Linked DNA regions of Homo sapiens: all the other regions are linked to region 1. A link is a loop called in an ENCODE intact Hi-C map of the cell type or tissue named here. Cell type or tissue: PC-3. All regions are shown on one strand.

Region 1 (8,000 bases):
AATAACATTCAGATTCAGATAGATTTTGTTTCCTCCATGGAAATGATCAGTGCTGGTCAGAAACCAGTTTTAGGATCAAGAAAACAGTGAATCTGCTTGTTAAATAAGAACTCAAATTTCCCAAGATTTTGCCAAGCATGGATATGTCTTATTGTTGATTCTACTTATGCCAAGACAGCTTTTTTTAAAAGTAAAAATAAGAATAATTTGAACTGTGTAAAAATCTGATTTCTTCAATTGACTAAGTCTTTTACATCATATCAGTCAAAATTGTTTTGATTCAGCCTTAATTAGCCTCCAAGGTTGTGGTATGGAGCAGTGGTGTGAGGACTAGGGCTGGAAGCAGAAAGACTAGACTTCCAACACTGGTTCTATGATTAAAGAAAAAAGAGAAAACTATAAAATTAGAAGTGATAGAGATAAAAACAATTGTAAGGGGTATTACATGCATCTTTATGGCTATACATTTGAAAACAGATACAATAGTTGATTTCTCAGCAAAAAATACATCTTCAAAAGGAGTAAGCTGAAGTAAAAAATGTGACTACTAATTACCACACATGATGTTAGAAAAGTCATTACAAAGCTATGATTGAAGAAAACAATAGGACTAGACAGATATACAAGTGAGTTTCATCTCATTTTTAAAGAACAGGTAATTCAAATGTTTTATGCACTATCTGGATCATAAACAATGATCACATGTTATTATAAATGTAAAATTTCTAAATTAAATATTAGCAAGTAGATCCTAGTAATGTATCTAATGAGTATTAAAACAAAAATAGTTTACTTCAAGAATGCAAACATAGTTTAATATTAGGAAATTGACCAACTTTATTTATTTATTTATTTAGTTTTTGAGAGAGTCTCTCTGTATTGCCCGGCTGGAGCGCAGTGGGATCATCTCAGCTCACCGCCACCTTGGCCTTCCAGGTTCAAGGCATTTTTGTACCTCAGCCTACCGAATAGCTGGAATTCCAGGCACGTGCCACCATGGCTGGCTAATTTTTGTATTTTTAGCAGGGACAGGGTTTCACCATGTTGGCCAGGTTGGTTTTGAACTCCTGGCCTCAAGTGATCTGCCCACCTCAGCCTCCCAAAATGCTGGGATTACAGGCGTGAGCCACCGCACCTGGCCTCGACCAGCGTAATTTATTAATCAACAAGTTAAACAGGTTAAAGGAGAAAAGTCAACATATAAATTAAAACAGATATTTGCTTAAATGTAGCAATTATTCATAATAAAAACTCTCAATAAAACAAATATTATTTACCAAAAATTAATAACAAATATCCCAAATGGTGAAATGGTAAAACCAAGTTCAACTAAGAACTTGACAGGAAGGCCTGCTCTTGCTGTTATTAGTTAACATTCCTTGGAAGTCCTTGCAAATATAATAAATAAATAATCCAACTGGTCAAAATCCTGAAAAAGAGGAGAAAAATAATCTTTTTTTCCTGACCATATGGTTATATATATAGAAAATCCAGGACACTATAGTAAAAACCTCCTAGAGGTAAAAAAAATTTAGCTAGGTGTATAGATGCAGGATAAATATACAAAAATCACTAATTTTTACCTAGTATTTAAAAAGCTGCAAATGGAAATGTTAACAAGTATTCAATTAATAACAACAAAATTATAGAACAGAAGGAAATTTAACAAGAAAGGCATAGGACTTACATGAAGCAGATAATTCATTAGAAGTTATATAGCTTATAGAAGGACCTAAAACAAGATATAAACAAATAAAAACACTATATTTTTGGATAGGAAGACATTATTAAAAATGGTCAATTCTTCCAAAATTTATATATATATATGTTTTATGTTGTTCCTATTAGGATCCCAGTGGCTTTGGTGTGGGGGGATTTGATAAAATGATCTTAAAATTTATATAGAAGAACAAATGCCCCCAGATGGCCCCCCAAAACATGATAAAAAGACTAGTGAGAGTTTAAAAGGTTTCAGAGCATACTAATAAATTAAATATTGTATTGGCATTGGAACAAGTAACTAGATCAGTAGAAGAAAATAAAGACTCTGGAAGTAGATTCTGGAATATATAAGCATCTTGGTAGTTAAGTTCAGTGGGAAAGTATGTTTCTATAATAAATGATACTAGCACAACTGGCTGTCTACTTGGAAGAAAACTTTGGACCCATATGTTATGCATATTAAAAAATAGGTTAAATAGAGACATATAAACTAAATATAAAACATTAACCAATAATATCTTGCAGGATAATCTGGGGGACTACTTTCCTAGATTTTCTAAGAATGCGAGATGATGGGGGAAGACTCTTTTAACAAGAGGTTAATCACATTTAACCACATAAAAATTCACACCCCTGTATTGCAAAGATATCATAGGCAGAGTCAATAGACAAGCAAGTGATTTGAAAAGAATAACTGTACCGCAGGTGACAGGTAGAATATGTGTAATGAAAATATACTATAAACTCTTACAAATGGCAAGCAAAAGACAAATATCCCAGTAAAAAATGGCCAAGTATTATAAATAGGCACTTTGTGGAAAAGCAAATTCAGTTGTCAACAAACATAGGAAAGGTTGCTCAAATTTATTAGAAGTTAGAGAATGCAGAGTAAAGTAATACGGAGATTATTACCCCGTCAGACTAGTGGGAAGCAGCAGTCATGCCGCCTGCTGGTGAGATGTAGGGAAAAGGCCCCTGCATAATTTTGACCAAGGAAATGTAAATTATTTCAGTCCTTTTGGAAAGTAATCTGACAACTTCTTTTAAAAATAAAAAGTGCTGGTGGATTCCTTCCACCTAGCAATCCCTTTCATAGGCTTTCTTTTCTATGCATAAGCCCAGTCTGATTGAAAGAGATTTCTGTAAGATATTATTCAGTGAGAAAAACAAGATGTCAGGAAATGTGCATAGTATGATTAGATTTTTGTAAGACAATCAATGAAAAGCCTCCCTCAATATGAATGTGAGTATGAGAGATTAAATAAATATGGAGAAATATATGGAAGGATACATGCTAGGCTATTGACATGGATTTTCTATGATATAGGGGGGAAGGGAAGAATTATAGACCCAGTATAACTTCTTGAACCATTTTCTATACAATACATTTAAGTGATTTCTTATTTTTCCCAATTTAAAGTTTTATTCTACTGAAGTTGTTTCTACTGAGGTCAATTTTTTCCACATACATTTTTTTTAAGGCTCAGTAATTAGCATTTTTTCTTATCTTGTTTAATTATTACTTTTACTATTGTGAGTTTTCTTCTTGGCCATTGTTGTTAGCAAGTACAATTCTCCTGGGTAAAATTGACAGGTAAAAATTTGTAAAGAAAATTTTATTTTTTTTAGACGTGGTCTTGCTCTGTTGCCCAGGCTAGAATGCAGTGGTATGATCTTGGCTCACTCAGCCTCCCAAATAGCTGGTACTACAGGTGTGCACTACCACACCTGGCTAATTTTTGTATTTTTAGTAGAGACAGGGTCGCGTCATGTTCCCCAGGCTGGTCTCAAACTCCTGGGCTCAAGTGACCCACCTGCCTCGGCCTCCCAAAGTGCTGGGATTAAAAATTCTATTCTTTTATATGAAAATTTTTAGTTCGAATTTTCTATTTTCAATATTACCTAAGATGTAGGATTCTTTTTTTATTTTTATTTTTTGGTCGTAACAAATTTTACTGTTTGAAGCTTTTGCCATTGCTAGTTTTACTTCGAACAGATTCTTTCTGCAGGTAATATTTGTTAAGAATTGGATGAGTTAGGGATTTTATATTTCTTGGCACAGAGAACAAAGCAAATGAGAAGAGCAGAAATGTGAGATTTAAATGTACCATGGAATGAAAATATATTTGGGGTCAAAAAGTTAGGGTCAAAGTGCTTTCCTCTGTGCCTGGCACAAGCTAAGTAAGTGCTTGGTAATTACTAATTATTAACATTATTACTTTAAGGTGTAAATCATTCTTTTATTCACTCCTGCTGCTCTATTTAGCCATCCTAGTCTATGCAATGCTTTGTGCTTTGGTTTAGGGAGACAACAATTTTTGTGGCTCCAGGGCCAGGGCAGAGTAACCTAAGTGAAGCAGGTCAAGGGAAAGGTCCGAAAGGGAGTGGTAGGGAGTGTGTCACACTGGTGAGGCCATGCTCAGGCTGAAGGGAGCAGTTGCTCTGGCTAATTGCTGTCATGAAGGAGTGTGGATCTTGTGTTGCTATATCTTTAGATTTTACAACATGCTGAAAATATCCACGTTTTTAGGTGAAATCTGATATTTATGTGCTGGTGGGTAATTTGAATTTTATTAAACACAGTGTGGGCCAATATGATGCAGTTTGAACAAAACATGTCTGCAGGCCGCATGCTCGTTTCGAACTCCCTGGGCAACTCAGCCCATAGCTGTCCTCATGTTCCCAATGCTGGGAGCTGTGATCTATTAGGCAGACGTCACACTGTCTGAAAAATACCTCCTGCCAAGGAAATTAGGTTGTGAGTCAACCCCAGGATCCGATAAGTCAGGGGTGCACTAGGTCTAGATCTGAAGGATGGAGGCCAGGGGGAGTGTGTTAGGGAAGGAAGGATTTGCCTAGATGCATCTGAGATTGTCTCCCATTAGTATCAGGGCATCCCCTTGAAATACCTGTGTGGGTTGTTGGCTGTCCAGCAGGTGGCAGCATTAGAACAGAGATGGGCCAAGTTAGGCCCATAATATTTACAACTCCGTCCTTCCTTATTTGCGTATGAATAAGGGAAGAATAGATTACTGCAGATGAGCTTTAGAGGGAAGAAAATTATTTGCCATATATTTTTAATTAAAAAATACTTAAGCCCCTACTCAGCGCCAGCTACTGCGCTGTGCACTTTCTCAGCCATCATCTTATTGAATCCTCACAACCTGTGATGTAGGCAACCCTTTCCCCCATGGTGAAGATGAGGAAATTGAGTCCCAGAAGCTGAAGGAATCTATCCCAGGAAGTACAGTTTCTGAGAAGCAGAGCTGAATCAGCAAGTAGGGCTTTGGTCTTTTCACAGAATCACACCTGATGCTGCAAGCCTTGTGGTCGTGTGGTCGTGTTGCTGTCTCAGTTCTGTTAACATTTGCCTAATGATCCTGAGAAACTTGGTCTCTGTTCTGGGACAGAGAAAGCAGAATGCCATATGTCTATCACATGGCAGGGGACATTTGCTCTAGACACTCAACAAGGTGGCTGTGCCCCAGAGCTGGTAATTGAGAGAAGATTGATCCTATTATGGAGCAATGCTGCGTGTGCAGTCTGAGAGTGGATGTGGACATTTGATGTGTTCCTCCTTTTCTAGATAACATCTCCTGTGACAAGCACAGATTGCTGTTTCCTTTATTTCTTACTGTTCAAAGCATTGGCATAGAAAATGAGTTATCTAAGAAGCTGAATGTTTCTTGTGATAAATGTGAGGGGCCGACCATCATTCCAGCCATTCAGTAATTAAGGCTGCAGGATGCTTGCATAACAGACCTATCCCTTGCCTATTTCATACGGTGTCAGATTGTGTTTGATTAATAATGATTAATCTCATGATTTTGTATAAATGGCTTAAATCTGTGAAACCATTTGCCAAATAAATTAGATCCACCAGCAAAGTTCAAAATTTCTTCCAGCAGAGGCAGTGTTGGGTAGAGAGCAGATTCAGAACATCCCCACTTCCTATGTGACCTCCTGCAAGTAACTAGTCTCCTAGGGACTCTGTTTCCTCATCCGTAAAGTAGGGGGTGGAAAGGATGACATCAAAGGGTCCTGCCTGCTTTGAGAGTCTACGATCTTCTGGAGTCCGAGTGGATCTGCATGTGAACAGAGGAGATCCAGAGATGGGCACCTTCACAAGAACGATCCTGTCACTGGCTAGTTGGAACCAACTAAAAGGACACTGTTAAATGACATTTAGAGAACATGGGTTTGATCAGACAGTTGTGATCCAAATCCTGGCTCTGCCAGTTGCTAACTGTATAATAATCTTCGAAAGTCACTTAAATGCTCTGAACCTCCACTTTCTTAGTAGATAACCCGAAGATATGCTGTGGGTGCTAAAAAGTCATAGTTATATCCTTGACATGTGTTAGCTGCCTAATGAATGGTAACAATTTTCATTAGTCATTGTTGTGGGTTGAATTGCATCACCTGACAATTCGTATGTTGAAGTCCTCATCCCCAGTGCCCTACTTAGAGAGTGACTTTATTTGGAGATAGGATCTTTATAGAGGTAATCAAGTTAAAATGAGGTCATTCTGGTGGAGCCTAATCCAATATGACTGGTGTTTTTATAAAAAGGAGAAATTTGGACACAGAGACATGCGTGAAGAGAAGACAATGTGGAGAGACATAGGGAGAAGGTGCCATCCGTGCCAAGGACACAGGCCTAGAACAGATCCTTCTGCACAGCCCTGAAAAGGAACTCACCTACTGATACCCTAATGTTAGACTTTCAGCCTCCAAACCATGGACAATGAATTTCTGTTGTTTAAACCAGCAGTCCCCAACCTCTTTGGCACCACGGGCTGGTTTTATGAAAGATAATTTTTTCACCAGGGTTGGGGGGTTGCAGGGGAATGGTTTCAAGATGATTCAAGCACATTACATTTATTATGCACTTTATTTCTATTATTATCACGTTTAATATATAATGATATAATTATACAACTCACCATAAGGTAGAATCAGTGGGAGCCCTGAGCTTGTTTTCCTGCAACTAGGTGGTCCCATCTGAGGGTGATAGGAGACAGGGACAGATCATCAGGCATTAGATTCTTTTTTTTTTGGGAGACAGAGTCTTACTCTGTCGCTGAGGCTGGAGTACAGTGGCGTGATCTTGGCTCACCGCAACCTCCGCCTCCCGGGTTCAAGAGATTCTCCTGCTTCAGCCTCCCGAGTAGCTGGGATTACAGGCATGCACCACCACGCCCAGCTAAATTTTGTATTTTCAGTAGAGATGGGGTTTCACCATGTTGGCCAGGATGGTCTCGATTTCCTGACCTCGTGATCCCCCTGCCTCTGCCCCCCAAAGTGCTGAGATTATAGGTGTGAGCCACCATACCCGGCCTAGATTCTTATAAGGAGCATGTAACTTAGAGTGGTACTGGTCTGTTGCCTGGGGGTTGGGGACCCCTGGTTTAAACCACTCAGTTTTTGGACTTTGTTTCAGCAGCCCTAGAAAACTAATATAGTTATTTTCATGCCATTCTGTTGCCACCTTCCCCTGTTCTGGATGTGCCTTGTAACACCTACTAAGTAACTTGTAACACCTAGCAAGTCTGTGGTCATGGCTCTATGTTCACTGCCTCAACTGTTCCAGAGTGGTCAGCAGGCCCTTGGGAAGTCATAAAAATAGTATTTATTGACGTTTTCAGTACTTTATACACATTTCATTAGATAAACTCTCACAACAACTCTCTGAGAAAGATACTATTATTGTCCCCATTTTATACCTGAGAAAATTGAGGCACAGATATGTTTAGTAACTTATCTCACATCTATGAAGTGGTACAGCCAGGAGGTGAATAGGTCCAGACACTTTGACCCCAGAGTCCTTGACCTTCGTTCTCACAGTGAGCTCTTAGTAGCCCCCATGCAGACAAGCTTAGAGATGACTGGAGTTGAAGGAATAGTAAGTCTGGATGGCCACTGCTCATCAGTAGGACTCTTGGCAGCAGGATGAAGCTGAAATCTCCATGCCTCTGCAGTGGCCTCTGAGGATCTACCACATGGCATCACTGGAAAATGCTGGACAAAATGCCCTGCCCTGCCATCTGCAGATCACTGAGCCCGCCAAGGTATCTCACTGGTCACAGCTCAGAACTGTTGCTCTCATTTTAGGTTCTGTCCCTTTTATCTTTCAGGCTTTCCCAAAGCTGCCCCTGATGAGTTTTTTGGTTTTCTGCCCACGGAACTCATGTAGAGAACCACTATGGAGGTGCAGAATGCCATAACAATGAACAGTGTGGGAGGCCGCAGTGGCACAGTGGCTCACGCCTGTAATC
Region 2 (8,000 bases), 87 kb after region 1:
AAATTAGGATCAGAGGAGGTTTGTACCATTATTCTAAGATTCCTCAAGGAGGGCAACAGAAACAAATGTGAATCTCCAACCCAGGTGTAGCACGGGTAGGTCCACGCAGCCTCGCTCCCTGCTCTCCCTGGGTCTGAGCACAAGCTGTTGAGTGCTTGTTCTTAGGGGAGACTGGGAGCAGCTGATACATCTAAACAAAACTCCAGCAGGAGCTCCGGCTAATTGCTGATTCTTTCCTCCCTCCTTCCCTTTCTCCCTCCCTCCCTCCCTTCCTCCCTCCCTCCCTTCCTCCCTTCTTTCCATACTTATTGAGCGTGCAATATGTGCTAGGTGCTGTTCAAGACACTGAGTAGACCATACAGTGTGAACAAAATAGACACAATTCCATGTATCATGGAGTTGACAGTCGAGTAGGGGATATAGACCATAAATATGATATTATAAATTATGAAAAGTTCGATGGAGAAAAAGAACAGGGTGCCGTATGAAAAAATAACATGTTTTATGTTGGGTTTATGAGGAGGTAAAAGCTGACACCTGTGGAATAACAAGGAGCCAGTCACTTGGAATGATGGGAAGAACATTCCTAGGCTGAGGGAACGGTATGTGCTAAGTCTCCATGACAGGAAAATGCTTGAGGTTTCCACTCCAATTCAACATCTTCCATAGACATTCTCTGACTGCCTACTCTGTGGCAGGCTGTGTGCTACGGGATAAGAAGACAGATGAACAAGGCATGGTCTCTACATTTAAGGGACTTATAGCTCAGTGGAAAGATAGTGTATGAAGAAATAGATTGCAACAAACAAAGTTTAGCAGGACCCCCGAGGGAGCAAATTTAATTTTGCCCAGTGTATAAAAGGGTGTATATGTAGGGGGTGATCAGAGGCCTCTGCAGAGATTCAGAATTTGAATGATGACAGATGCTCTCTTTGACATCTGGAAGTAGACAGTGGAGAAAGTGCCACAGTTGCCAGGAACCACATGTGTAAAGGTGTGGAGGCATCAGAGTGCTTGGCATGCTTGGGGGATAAAGAGTTCCATGTGTCTGGGGCCTCAGATGGGGGCATGCACTATGATGGGGCTGTAGCTGGAGATAGTGTGGAACTGACAAATGAATGACGCTAGGGGCTCTCTCTGGGTTGCCTGGCAATGGAGTAGCTCAGATGGACAATTCTCTGCTCCCCAAAGAGGCTGCAATTCTCATGGGACCTGGATAGGCTCCAATCCTTCCTCAGTCAGAGTTAACTGTGCCTGAATTTAATTTTCCAAGGAGTGGCAGCTCCCAGGGCCTCTAGGTGCTAGTCAGCTGGCATTTATCAGCAATCCCCTATACACCCGCCACTTCAGCCTAGAGCCCTTGGTGCCTGAGTTCTAAATGTTTATTATTTCCCCACTTTCTGGGGCAAAGCCACTTTCACATTTGTTCCATATAAATAAAGAACAAAAAGGGGTGTAGAGCCCTCTGATGACAAATATAGATAGACACAGCTGTGTTGCAGCCCAAACATCCCTCTCTGCAGGGTGCCTAGAGAACCAGAGGCCAGATACACCTGTTGATTCTTTTTCCTGTGAGTTCCAGATGCACCAAGTGCTGCTTGCTTTGTCTTTCTCTTCTCATCCCAAATGGGACAGCAGGACAGGGGAGAAGGTGAAGATGAGTCTCTATGTGTTGGCGAGGCTAGGTGTAGAGGGTCTTGTGGACCATGCTTAGGAACTTGAACTTCATCCTTGGAAGATGAGGAGCCAGAAGAGGATTTCTGGTATGGGTGGACGATGATCAGATCTGTGTTTTTGAAAGATTTTATTGTTGGCTAACATGGAGGATGGATTATAAAAAAAAGATATTAAATGCTGGAGTTTACAGGAACATTGGTGTCCTGAGGACCAGGGGATTTGTCTCTTTTGTTCACTACTTTATTCCCAGGGTCTAGAACAGTGCTTTCATGGTTAGTACTCAATACATATTTGACAAATGGATAAGACAAGTCAGGACGCTCTTGCCCTGGAACAGGTGAGAGATGATGCTTTGACTTGGTCAGTGGCCTAGGGATGGAGATGAGTTAGCAATATTGAGACAATTTGGAGGAAAGGCTTGGGGTGGAGGAGCACAGCTGGAATATCAGCTAAAATTGGTTTACTTCTTCAGCCCAGTACCAAGCACAGAGAATTCATCAGCCAGGCACAGAGGTTAGGACTCTTGGGTGACTTGAGATTCTTTATTTTCCATGCTGTGTTCAGGTTCCTAGCCCAGGGAGTTGTTGGCTCCATGATGAGCATCTTTTCCAGGAAATCTGGGTTAAGTACCACCCTGCCCTTGGTGAACTCTGTTGCACTATGGCTCCCTGGTGCAGCCACCTAATGAAATTGTTAAGTTTGCTGTAGTGCAGGCTAGAAGAGCTACATTCAGAATTTCTTTCTATGACATATCTATTTATTATTATTATTATTATGTTTTGAGACAGGGTCTCGCTGTGTCACTTAGGCTGGAGTGCAGCTCACTGCAGCCTCAACCTTCCAGGCTCAAGCGATCCTCCCACCTCAGCCTCTTGAGTGGCTGGGACCACAGGCGTATGCCACCAGCCTGGCTAATTTTTGAATTTTTTGTAGAAATGGGATTTTGCTATGTTGCCCAGGCTGGTCTCAAAGTCCTTAGCTCAAGCAATCCACCAGCCTTGGCCTCCCAAATTGCTGGGATTACAGACATGAGCCACTGTACCTGGCTTATATTTTTCTATTTAAAATTGAAAGCCATATTGTTAAAACATTCTTCCTGGATGCTTCTAAAACTCAACCTCTCATCCTGCAAAGGTACCTTTATAATCCATGCGAAAGAATCTCCAAATCTAGTCTTTGTGTAGGCAGACTGTTATTCTAGGTTTTACTCATCTGTTTGGTTTTTGTGTTTTTCAGGGTGATTTTGGCTGGTCACTACCATCATGGCCTAGAGCACAGTATCCATCTTAGATAGCATCTCAGTCAGGTTCTTAGTTGCAAGCAACAGAAATAAATTTTGGTTAATGTAAACAGAAAAGGGATTTTAAAATATTGTTTATTGTGGTAAAATACACATAACGTAAAATTTGCAATTTAGCCATTTTTAAATGTATAATTCATTGGCATTAATTACATTCATAATGTTGTACAACCATCAATACTATTTTCAAGAAGTGTTTTATTACTCCAACAGAAACTGTACCAATTAAAAAGTAATTTCCCATGCCCCCATACCCTCATCCCCTGGTAACCTATATTCTACTTTTTCTATGAATTTGCTTATTTTAGATATTTTATATAAGTGGAATTATACAACATTTATTCTTTTGTATCTGGCTTACTTAGCATAATATCTTCAAGGTTTATCTGCGTTATAGCATGTATCAAAACTTCATTCCTTTCAATGACTGAATAATATTCCATTGTATGTGTATACCACATTTCTTTTTTATCTCAGAAAGGGAATTTTTAAAAGGCTATTTAGTAGGTTCTGGAGAAGGAATCCTGGAGCCTATATAGCCAGTGTGGGGCTGTGAGTGGTATGGGGGCTTTGGAATTTCAGCTGCACCCCCTACTGTGCGATCTTGGGTAAATTACTCTAAGCCTCAGTCTCTCATCTGTAAAATAGGGATGAAGAATGTTATGCAGATTATTTATTTATTTGAGACAATTTATGGAAATCACTTAGCATAAATTATGGCACCTGAACTAAAAAAGTGCTTATAAACGTTACCGATTATTATGGCTTGTAAAAATCATTGTTTATGCTCCTACTTTCTAATACAAAATCAGACAAGCAGAATTTTTTTGAAAACATCTCCTGACGAAAAAAATAAAACTAAGTTTTTTTTTGAACGTGTTTTCAATCGATTTTTTTTTCTTGGAGTTGGAACTTCTGAGGAAAGGAAAAAGGTTCTTCACCTGACGAAAGAGTGAAACTACCCAGGCCAGTCTAGCCTTATGCCCTCTTTAGACTGGGGGCAGCCTTAGGGCTTCCCTTTCCAAGTACAAGCCCGCATTCTGGAAACACAGAAAGGCCAGGTGGCTGAAGGCAAGGATTGATTAAAGAGAATAAGATATAGTTCCTTTTGCACACAAAGTCCTGTTGACTCTAACTGGATCCCTGAGGGTCTGGGCCCTTGTAGCGGGAGCCAATTATAGACTGGGAAGGTGTTATGATCCTTTGGAAGTAGATGGACCTGGATTCCAGTCCTGGCTCTGCCATTTACAGGTCAAGGTTCCAGTTTTATAGGGCTGAGAAAGGTGAGCTGTGGTCACTGCAGAGGAGTGGGTAGCACAGAGGAGAGCCACTGTCTGAGGGCACTGTGGACAGAACGGCCTATGTGAAGCCTGGAGCAAAACTGGCATACCAGACTGCAGTGCTATTTCTGGATAATTTGCTCCTCCCTCTGGCTCTGCGTGAATCAGCTCATGCATCCTTTGGTGTGGTCTTTCAGCGTCATCCTCAGCAAGGAAGGAGCAGGACAATTTTTCATTCATTACAGGCTGAGATCCAGTAACTCCGGGTAGAGTCTCAGGCTCAGTAGAGCAACCTTGAAATGTAGTTCTGCCTTCTGATTCTCAAAAATGTTTTATTTATTTGTGAAATTGATTGTTTTTTGGTGTAAACCTTGTTATAACAAAATGATCTTCACCCACAATTCAGATGCCCAACAAATCACACGTGTATGTTGCATTTCGACTTTGCTGTTGCCACTGACCAGCAAGGCTGTGGGGGTGCTGGCAGTACAGTTATAAGGCATTTTCTGAGGCTTATGGTGGGTACTCCTAATGGTTCTTACAGGATTAATTGTAATAGGACTTATAGGGCTGAGTTGTAATAATGACTATAAGAATGATGTTCTCTCATGCCATACAGATCACTTGACTCCATCACTTAATTCATTCTTTTCAAAAACATTTCGTGTCTGTCATGTGAAAGATTAGCCCCTATTTTACAAATGTTGACACTGGAACCCAGATATTGGCTAACAGACTGTCCATTTTGGGCCAGAATCCATATGTTCTGCCTTCTGATCCAGTGGTCTATTTATTTCTCCACTGTGAGCTGGGCAATGCGGGAATTCCAGATTTTTTTGATTTAGTAGTTTGTGATATGGTCCCAGAGAGGCCACTTGTCCTCCCTCCACCAGAAAAGGAGCAAATCTGTTGTCAACCTCTTGCTGTCTCCAAATTTCCAAAGAAGTAACTCAGCCAGAGTAGAAGCTTGAGTCTGGTTTGTTGGCAGTGGAGTGTACAGGTGGCTCCTTGCCTTGTGCCCCAGGGTAGCAGTAAATTGATATTTGCTGGTCTCCAAGCCTCTGGAAGAGACAGAAGAGGAGGGTTGGGAAAGTGACACTTTCTGTAAATAACCACACCTGGTTCTAAGAGCAGAAGGATTGGCATGTCCCTGTAGCCTCATCAATTACCATCAAACTTTTGCAAAGGGAGCCCCAGGGGAGAGAATCTCTTCACACTCTTATGATTATTTATAGACACCTCACCCTGTCCACACTCTGGGGGGGAATATGGTTTGCTTGGCAGCAGCCTCCTTCCAGATGTGTTTATATTCTTACAGGCCCAGTGGAATGCATCCTTCTGCCCCTGCATTACATGGAACAGAGGGGATGGCAGACACTGGGATATAGTGAAGATATGGAAGGGAAGGCATGAGGCAGGATCCCGAATTTCTCAGTTATGTGCATATATCTCCCAGCAAACACTGAATGAATAGCCACTTTGCTGCCAAAGAAGGCAATTCAGTGTAGCGGTTAAATGAACATGCTTTGCAAGCAGATGGGCCTGGATTCAAATCCCAGCTCTTCCATTGATGAGCTGTGTGGCTTCAGTTAAGTTAATTAATATATACCCAAAGGATTATAAATTTGCCTCCGTTTCCTTATCTGTAAAATGGGATAATAATACAGCCTCTTAGGGTTATTGTGAGGTTTGAATGCAAAGGCCTTAGCAGTGCCTGACACACAGTGGATTATTAGTATTATATGATGGCTATTCTTACAAGATGCCACTAGGTACTCTGTGGTGTGTGTGTGTGTGTGTGTGTGTGTGTGTGTGTGTGTGTGTGTGATTTTGATAAAAACAGGCCTGGAGAACAGAGATGATTCAGGCAGTACAGGCAGGGAATGTTCAGTGAAAAAGTCAGTGTTAAAACCTACAGAAGGAGAGCTCTCCATGGACTAGATAGGCCAGGTCAGAGGGGGCAGGTAAGAGGAAGGAAAGGTGACTGAGCTGCCTGAGTGTTTGAGGGATGTTATTGAACACGTCGGCAGGGTGCTCACTACCGTCAACCCAGCCATTATGACTGGGAGTTAGCAGAATGCCCTCGACTAGCTTTAGGAAAAGCCATTTTAGCTTGGGCTATCAGTGTTCAGCGGAAAGGTGTAGTAGCATCCTCTCCAGAAGGAGAGTTTGTTGATGTGCCACACTCTGAGGGGGGCATATGTTTAATAGCTAATCTGGCCCCTGGCAAAAGTGAGGCTGCCCAAAGTGACTAAAGAAAAAGATACATTTTGGGATGAGTGATCCGTGCTTAGTGGATTTTCCCACTCGTTTATTTGCTTTCAAAGGTCTACCATTATTTATACCCGAAGCATAATGATTACTCACTCTATGAATCTCTTGCTTTAGAAATTGTAAAGATAAATTTAAAAATTCACAAAATTTTAAGAAAATAGTATAATTAACCCCCACGTGCCCATAACCCAGCCAAAACAATAAACTCACAGCTACTTTTGTTTTATCTACACTCCCCACCAGATTAATTGAAATACCTCCACAATGTCATATCATTTCACTTGTGAATATTTGTGTGCATTTCTAAAAGAAAAGGATGTTAAAAAAAATCATAATAACATTATCACAATAAAAAAAGGACAATAATGTTTTAATATCATTAAATGTCCAGTGTTCAAATTTCTACAATATTTCATATTTTTTTCAGTTGGCTTCTTTGAATCAGGGTTTACATAAGATTCACACACTGTAACTGGTTGATATTTCTTAGTCTCTTAAATGTATAGTTTCCTCAGCCCTGTTTTTGTCCCCTTGTAATTCATTTGTTGAGGAGAGCAGGTCATTTTTTATTTTCTAGATAAGATTGCATCTCTATGGTGCCCTTTACCATGCTCCTTTGTCCTCTATATTTCCTATATAATGGTAGCTAGATCTAGTGACTCGGTCTGATTCAGCTGTACTTATTTACTTGTAAGTCTACATTACAAGTATTATCATGTACTTCCATCCACCAGCCTATAATGACTGGTTGTCTGTTTTTGTAGTGGAACAGCCATTGATAATCATTGCCAAGAGCCATAAATTCTGTCATCCCTTCTTCATTTATTGTATAGAATAGTTCTATAGAAATGCTTTTTTTATCTGACCAACCATCTGCTACTTTATAATATAATTTAATCAGGAAACACAGGTTAAATGTTTGATTCTTTCCCTGTATTTACCAGTATTTGGATTAGTGGGTTGGTTCCCTTCCATCCTCCAGAAGTGATAATTGAGATTTTTCTGTTTTATGGTATCATTAGGAACTCATGAATGGGAACGTATTTGATGTGTTGCAGTTGCAGTTATTATCCTTTTTGATGCTCAGATTTTCCCATGTCTGGCCAGTGGGAGCCTCTTTCCTGAGTTGCTTCCTGAGTCCTGACATGACCCTGACCCTGGTAGTCATTGACAGGTTTCCTGCTTTCTGGAAAGAAAAGATGTCCAGGCTTGGTTGTAGAAATACTTTTAAAAGATAAAATATATTATGAATTTATACTGATATTTTTAATTCAAATTTAGGATTACAAGACTTTGCTTAACTTTGATTTGATTTGGAATTTTTTCCTCTTATGCAGAGAATCTTGGTTCTTAATGACAAGAACATAGTTGCTTATTTGCTTTATTCTATTATATATGTATGCATTTAGAAACAACACCAATACTATCATCACTAAAAATAGTTACTATTTTTATTATTTGCAGTTCTT
Region 3 (8,000 bases), 760 kb after region 1:
CTGGGAGACAGAGGGAGAGTCCGCCTCAAAAAAAAAAAAAAGTGAGGGCCAAAAACAGAGGCAAAAACACCTGATAGAAAAATGAATAAAGCCAAGTATGGTAGAACATGCGTGTAGTCCCAGCTGCTTATGAGGAGTACCTGAGACGGGAGGGATTGCTTGAGCTTAGGAGCTTGAGACCAGCCTAGATGACATAGATAGACTCCATCTCTAAAAAAGAAAAAGGAAAAGAAATAAAAAAGAATGAGCAAAAGTCACGAACAAACAATTTACCTAAAAAAGATATAAAATGCCCCTAAACACTTATGAGAAGTTGTTCAATTCATTATAAGAAAAATGCAAATTAAAACTACAGTGAAATGACATTTATCACCTATGAATAATAAGCAAAAATTTTAGAACTTGGCAACACTCTATGTTGGCAAGGCTGAGGAGAAACAGACACTCTTACACATTGCTGGTAGGAATGCAAAATGATACAGCCTTATGGGAAGGAATTTGGCAGTATTTAACAACACTATATATGCATTTACCTTTTGTTCCAGAAATCCCACTTCTAGGAATTTACTCTAAAAATAAGCCTGCAGAAATACAAAATTATATATGTACAAGTTTATTCACTGCAGTATTATCTGTCATTGCAAAATATTGGTAATAACCTAAATGCTCATAGATAGATTTATTGAATAAACTAAATTATATCCACACAATGCAGTGCTATGCAGTGGTAAAAGAGAATGAAGATGAAGCAATGTGGAGTGATTTCCAGGAAATATCTTGTAAGTGAAGAAGCAAAGTGCAAAAGAGTATACGTAATATTCTACCTTTTGTGTAGGAAGAGGAAATAAGAAAATTACATGTATTTGCTTACTTAGTTGTGAAAGGAAATTGAGAAAAGATAAGCCAGAAACTAATGAGAATGGTTCCCTACAGGGTAGATGGGCTGGTCTCAAACTCCTGACCTCAGGTGATCCACCCACCTCGGCCTCCAAAAGTGCTGGATTTACAGATATAATCAGCCTCCCACTAGCTGGGACTACAGGCACACCACACCCAGCTAATTTTGGTATTTTTTGTAGAAATGGGATATGCCACATTGCCTAGGCTGGTCTTGAACTCCGAAGCTCAAGCAATCTGGCCACCTTGGCCTCCCAAAGTGTTGGGATTACAGGCATGAGCCACCATGCCGGCCCAGGTCTTCTAAACATTGTTTCTTACAATAATTTGAGGGTTTCTTGAAGAAATGGCTGATTGCAAGTTTGAGCCAAGAAGGACCTGGGATATCTTAAAAGTAAAAAAGTGCTTAAAAAAAAAATGAAGAAGAAGCAGCACATCAAAAAACATAAAGGCCAGTTTGAAGGGGCTTCTCCTGGCCAAATCTGGGTCAATGTGAACATCAAAATACATAGCAATAATAATGACTTAAAACTCATTGAAGGCCAGGCGCAGTGGCTTACACCTGTAATCCCAGAAATTTGGGAGGCCAAGGCGGGCAGATCACCTGAGGTCAGGAGCTTGAGACCAGCCTGGCCAACGTGGTGAAATCCCGTCTCTACTAAAAATACAAAACTTAGCCTGGCGTGGTAGTGCGTGCCTGTAATCCCAGCTACTTGGGAGGCTAAGGCAGGAGAATCACTTGAACCTGGGAGGTGGAGGTTGTAGTGAGCCAAGATCATGCCATTGCACTCCAGCCTGGACAAGAGTGAAACTCCATCTCAAAAAAAAAAAAAAAAAAAAAACTCATTGAATAAAATAAGAATCTATGAGTGTATGCTGATATAATTAAATAAGTGAATAAACAAGTGGGAGATAAGAGAAAGATCTTTCTTTTAGAATTATGCCAACAAATTAATGTAGAAAAAATGATGGAGTTAGATAAATCGCCATTTTGCAATCATCACAGTTATTATAGATTCAAGAGTTAAACAAAGTTTATGGGAGGCTCCTGTTTTGGACGAGCCTCCTGCATCAGGACCAAGTAGACCAGACCAAACCAGAATGGAAATTTTGTGCTGAGTGCCATGCCATCAAACTGAACTTTGAAATAGGCAAGTTTTCCAAAAAACAAGAGATTCTAGTCTACCTGAGTCGGCATAAGGAAGTCCCCTCTGTTTTAACCCCATAACGAGAGCAACTTTGAAACAACCAATCCACTTTTTATTCTCTGTTTCTGCTTTCTTCAGTGCTTTTCAGCCTATAAAGTCAATCTCCTCTGCTCAGCTCATTAGAACAGTCATTCTTAATGAGATGTTGCCTGATTCTGGAATGGCAAATGGAAGTCAATTCAATCTTTAAACTAAATTTGTTGTAATTTTTTCTTTTGACACAAGTAAGAATTACCAGTGGGTGCTAAAACTAGTGGGTGATGATTCAATAAGGAACAGGATATTTGCCTAGTTTTAAAGTATCTTTCAAAAATTACTTATTAATTACACAGGGGAAAATTATAACTTACAGTAAAGAAACCTGGAGGACAACAATGTAACCAAGGGATCAATGCCACCATCACCCATGAGACAAAGCAACCACATGTGCCTTCAAATACCATGTTCTGAGAAGGACACAACATACATCTGTGAGTTTCAAGCTCAAATGCAAGATCTGAATCTCATCATAAGGAAATGTTAGACAAACCCAAACTGAGGGACAATTTACAAAATTACTGACCTGTGCTATTCAAAAATGTCAAGGTCAAAAGCTCAGGAAATATTCCAAATTAAAGCAGACTGGAGAGATATGAGAAATAAATGCAATGCTGGATCAAATCTTGGACCGGGGGGAAAATTGCTATAAAGGCAATTGGCAAAATTTGGATTTGGGCTGAAGATTAGATGACAGCATTTTGTCAGTGTTAAATTTCCCAATTTTCATCATTGTACCATGGTTATATAACAAAATGTCCTGTTCTAATAAAATACACACTGATATATTTGGAGGTAAAGGAATATAATGCCTACTTACTCTCAAATGGTTCAGGAAAAAAAACATTAATACTTAGAACAAATGATAATGCAAATAGGCCAAAATGCAAACTTGGTGAATCTGAGGGAAGGGTAAATGGGAATTCTTTGTACTATTGCAATTTTCTGTACATGTAAAATTGTATCAAAATTAAAATTTACCCCCCAAAATCTTTTTCCACCAGTAAAATTTTTTCTTAAGTGAAATTCCACCTGGAAGCCCAATGTGTCCAACAAATAAAATTGGAGTCATTTGAGTGAAATGGGGATGGTAGCTCCAGAGGTCTGCCCACAGATTCCCCTCCCACTGTCCACAGCTACATCTGAAGGGCAAGGCCATAGCAACTTAGCTGTTCACAACCAGTCCCTCTCCATCAGAGCATTGGATGTGCCTAGGGTGGCATCTCTGTCCTCACCCCTCTTCAGAGCCTCTTCCCTGATCACCTCTGCCCTCCACTTTCCTCTGAGTCACGCTCACTGTGCTAATCAGGCCTCTTCCTAATATTTATGCAAATATGTTAATTGCAGAGAATTCTCACACTGTCTGCTATTGCCTAGGGTCCATGACACTCAGAAACGTTCTTCGCCAATCACACAGGGCTTCCCAGTTGCTAGTCCCATTTCTGCTTCAGGCTGCAGCTGCCCACACCTGTATTACAGATGGACTTCAGAAGAAGGAGCTCTTCTTGAAGAAGTCAATGCACTATGCTGATCCCTGCTATCTCCTCTTGGCCCTGTAAAATACCTCTGGCAGCTGCAGTGGAACTCTTTGGCATTAAGCAAGGAAAAGATACTGTATTCATTCCTACTGCAACAAACTACCATTATTATGGTGACTTAAAACAACACAAATTTATTCTCTCACAGTTCTGGTAGTACATAGCCCAAAAACCAATTTCACTGGGCTAAAGTTGGGGTGTTGACAGTGCTAATTCCTTCCAGAGGCTTTGAAAGGAGAATCTGTTTCCTTGTTTCTTTCAGCGGCTGGTGCCTGTCTGTCTTCCTTGGCTTGTGGCCTCCTCCTCCATCTTCAAAGTTCATCAATTCAATCTCTGCTTCCACCATCATATCACCTTCTCCTCTTCTGTGGAATCTCCCTCTGCCTCTCTCCTATCAGGACACTCATGATTACCTTTAGGGTCCACTCAAAGAACCCAGAATAATCTCCCCGTTGCAAGCTGCTTAATCACAGCTGCAAAATACCCTTTGCCATATTATAAAGTAACATTCACAGGTTCTGGGGATTCAGAAGTAGATATTTTTAGGGGCTACTATTCAGCCTACCACAGAGACCTAAATTGATTGCTGCCCAACAGGTTTTCCCTGTTACTCAAATTCCCCAGCCTTTATGATGATTTGCTGTCTTTCATTTAATTATTCCCCCAGGTGCACTGATTTGAGTTCAGAGTAGCTCGTTTGTAACATACACTGCCTTCGTTTTGCTGCTCTGCCCTATTGTGCCCCCTGCCGGCAGGTGACACTACAGAGCTTGTACCCGCACAGCCCTCACCTCATACATGCCCATTGTCAAATGAATTGATGGATAGCCCTAGCCCTGGATGGAATCCCCTGAAAGCAACAGAAAGGGGGTTGAGCAAGAAGATCCTCCACTGTTTTCCAAGCCTCTAGCTGGGGCAGATTGAGGTCTCCCTGGGAGATCTCATCAGCAACAACCACACTCATAAATCAAAAAGGAACTGAGCCACAGTGCTCCTGGAGAATGAAAGGGAAAAAAGAACATTGGTTCATGTTTGGGCTGATTCTAAACTATATGGGAATGAAAGCTTTGGGGGTGATGAATTTCCCTTTAATGCTGTCACATCTGTAGTCCTGGAGGTTTAACCTCTGATTTTTGGCTGTAAAACCAACATTATTTCTGCAAAGTTGACACCAGATGCTGCCAGAGAGATATAGCTAAAGTGATAAAAATCTATTTAACAGATTTAGTGAAGCAAATACAAACTAATTAACAATTTTAGAATTGGGATTAAACACTAATTCTTTTAAACCATAAAAACTGAGATGAACAAAAGGAAAAAAAAATCTTCTCCCTCTGAATAACTCAAAGGAGCCATCTGTTTGTCATTGAGAAAATGGCCCAATTGATAAATTTTGAACAAATTCCTACTTTTTTTCTGGATTTGAATGCATTATGGACAGCCAGCCCAGAAAGAAGGCACATTACTCCCTGGCTAATGTGTCAATCTGGGCTTCCCTGAAGCTTCAGAAAACAAGCTATTTGTGTACTGACTCAGAAATAAGGAGGCAAAGACTAAAATGATATCTTTATGAATCATGCTTGAGGCATATGTTTTTGACCATTAGTAAGAAACGATGGCCTGAGGTTCCTTCTAGCTTTCTCATGCAGTAGCCATTGGTGAGACACAAATTCTTCATTAGCATCTCTCAACAAGGGCTGAGGAGCCTCTCTGCTGCCATTCTAAGACTTCCCAGAATGGCCAAATTAGGCCAAGTCTGAACCATAAAATTGTGGAAACTGGACTTGCTGACCTCCCGTCTCCCCACCTGGATGTTCTCAGCCTCAATATGCAGTTTAATTCTAGAACGCAGGCTATACAATTAATCCCATCCTAATCAGGGTCGGGCAATGAGGAGAAATTCTGTTTACTCTGGTCGCAAATTCAGTTGATTTGACATCAAATCTGATTGTTGGACCCCTTCTGAGTGTCCCCTGGGAAGAACTCAGATCTATTGTGAGCTACTTGAGGATGGAGATCTTTGCATCCCTTGGGCCTAACCCAGAGGCCTGCATATATAAATGCTCAATTAATAATAATAAATTACCACTTGTTGAGTGCCAATTATGTGCCAGACACTGTGCTATCCCGTTTAGTCCTCTCAATAACGCTATGAAATAGGTGTTATTATGATCCATGTTTATGAATAAGAAAACTACATCTTAGATTAAGTAATTTGTCTAAGTTCATACAGCTCCTATGTGGCAAGATTAAGTTAAAACTCAGGCCTGTCTAATTCCAGAACTGATCTATAACCACTTACACATATTCTGCCATATGCATGTACACAATAAATCATTCCTTCACATTTCACTGTATTCTAAAAAAATGTTTGTGATTACTTTTCACAAATACAGCTAGTAGAACTCAATTGGGAGTATTGAGTTTCAGGAAAAATAAGAGTGGAAAGTCAAATTGTTAAGTGCATCGTCAGTCCAAATGAGGTCAGTGGCAGCACTTGGGGAACAATCTGAGGTACTCCTTGAGGTTTGGTCCTTGGACTCTTGAAGCAGGCAAGGCTGTGGACAACTGGTTTGAATGGGACAACTGCCAGAGAAAGTCCCATCAAGCTATGATGACCACAGAAAAGTTGACCAAAGACCATGGAGGGTGACCTGCAAGTGGACCAAGCCTGTCAATAGGATTTTGGGAACAGATCCCACAGATCTGGTACCATGCTGCCTCATTTTCTCCCAAGTGGGTCAGTGTTTGGAGTCTAGAAACAACATGTTTTAACAACTCAAAATTCTTCATTGGGTTGGGGCGTTATCAAAGCCAGTTACAGCCCATATCCTTTTTATCTGCCCCTCCTGTAAAAGGCAACCAAGCTCATGGATTCCTTGTAGTTGTCTGAACGTTTCCTTGGTCAGTGTTCCTTCTTTACTCCAAAAGACCCTTTACAACTAGAAATATAGGCCATTCTCTTGGGACCTCCTAATGGCTATTATCTAAAATTCTCCTGATGATACAGATACACACTCAAATATTAGAATAGCATAAACATTTTTCAGACTAGAGTTTCCAGTCTGTGCTTCTGGACAATGAGCAGCCAGATTAGACCCCTAATTCCTAAGCCTACCACTGGGCAGGACGGCAAGTGGTCACTATCAGAGAGGCATGGCAGCACCATACCAGATACAGAATAATAGTTGAAGAGCAGAACGCGAATGAGCAATTAAGTTGCCTCAGTTTGCCAGTAAATCTGAGAACAGACCAACTTTGCTGGGATATAGATTACAGCAGGTAGAAACTGATTTTGTCACCCTCTGGCAATTTAAGCCCCTGATCTTTCCCTCAATTCCTGCCCCATATCAGGGAGCTAGTCATGCCATTGGGCTTTTCATGCCAGTATTTCTCAAACTAAGCCCACTGGACATTTTCTCTGAGTTCATGAGATTCTGATATTGTTTTTTTAATTTGTTTTCATATTGATGAAAATATAAAAATAATCAATATTCATATCTTGTGGGTCAACTGAATGACCAACTCAAACCACAGAATTTCTATGTCCACATGTAGATTTGTGTTTATGACAGCATAAGGGTCAAATAGAACTGCTTTAATTCTCTCAGACTAGTGAAAAATGAGTGTGATGGACTTCAACACAAACAATGTGATCATTGACAAGTGAGGAACAAATGACCTCACAGCATCCTGTAGAAACAAAAGTGTCATGATATTTAGGATAGAGGAAGATGGAAGACACACTGAGTCATCATGCGGCATGCAGCACATTCAGCAGAGTCGTGGCCAACTCACACAAACCTGTGCCATAGCCCCAGGACCATATCCACATGGCAAGAAATGATTTTGTTTTAGCAAACCAACATCATTGATCCTATTAAAGATTAATCTTAATTCTATTGATTTTGTGGATTTGTTTGTATTTTATAAATTCATAAAAGCTTGTCTAAGCTTTTATGTTAAATGTTAATGTTTACACAGTATTGCTTATACTTAAATTTATACATGGGTTATGTTTTTAAGATTATACTTAGTTTAGCATCTGTGTATATTTAAATTAATTATGATAATAAAATTATTTGTCAGCATTGTTTTCTTCTAAAAAGAGACTATGCATCATTCAAGCTGGAAGCACTATTTATTATTCTCTGAATATTACATCATCAATTTCTCTAATACAGTGGCACTTGCCCCCCATTGGTCAATGGGTGTGTCTAATGTATTCTAATGGTTAGACTAACTTCTTTACTTTGTTCTGGCCTCCTTGTTCAAAATCCATGCTCCTGAAGAATGCTGAAATGATCAGTAGTGTTAAACA

Evidence for each region. A loop is a pair of places that touch in the nucleus more often than their neighbours do. Peaks named below come from ENCODE experiments on the same cell type or tissue, not always from the same donor. Only the 100,000 strongest peaks of a DNase experiment are listed, where the experiment ranks them.
Region 2: a loop joins it to region 1, with 13 times the contacts of the local background. A loop is called at or near these places in 6 of 110 quality-filtered maps.
Region 3: it touches region 1 in a loop (11-fold over the local background); 105 of 110 quality-filtered maps call a loop at or near these places.

What each region holds. Positions count from the first base shown.
Region 1 is chr11:11,784,605-11,792,604 of GRCh38, reverse strand. No RefSeq gene overlaps it. Among named protein-coding and RNA genes, the nearest start is that of MIR8070, 5.4 kb to the right of the region's middle. In PC-3, CTCF peaks have their summits at 2,644, 4,643 (motif pointing right) and 5,618; a DNase peak (open chromatin) is centred at 4,654.
Region 2 is chr11:11,697,643-11,705,642 of GRCh38, reverse strand. No RefSeq gene overlaps it. Among named protein-coding and RNA genes, the nearest start is that of MIR4299, 45 kb to the right of the region's middle. In PC-3, no CTCF peak of the experiment used is centred here; a DNase peak (open chromatin) is centred at 4,422.
Region 3 is chr11:11,024,700-11,032,699 of GRCh38, reverse strand. No RefSeq gene overlaps it. Among named protein-coding and RNA genes, the nearest start is that of LINC02752, 87 kb to the left of the region's middle. In PC-3, a CTCF peak has its summit at 4,431 (motif pointing left); DNase peaks (open chromatin) are centred at 4,419, 5,269 and 7,419; H3K27ac peaks cover 314 bases; H3K27me3 peaks cover 275 bases.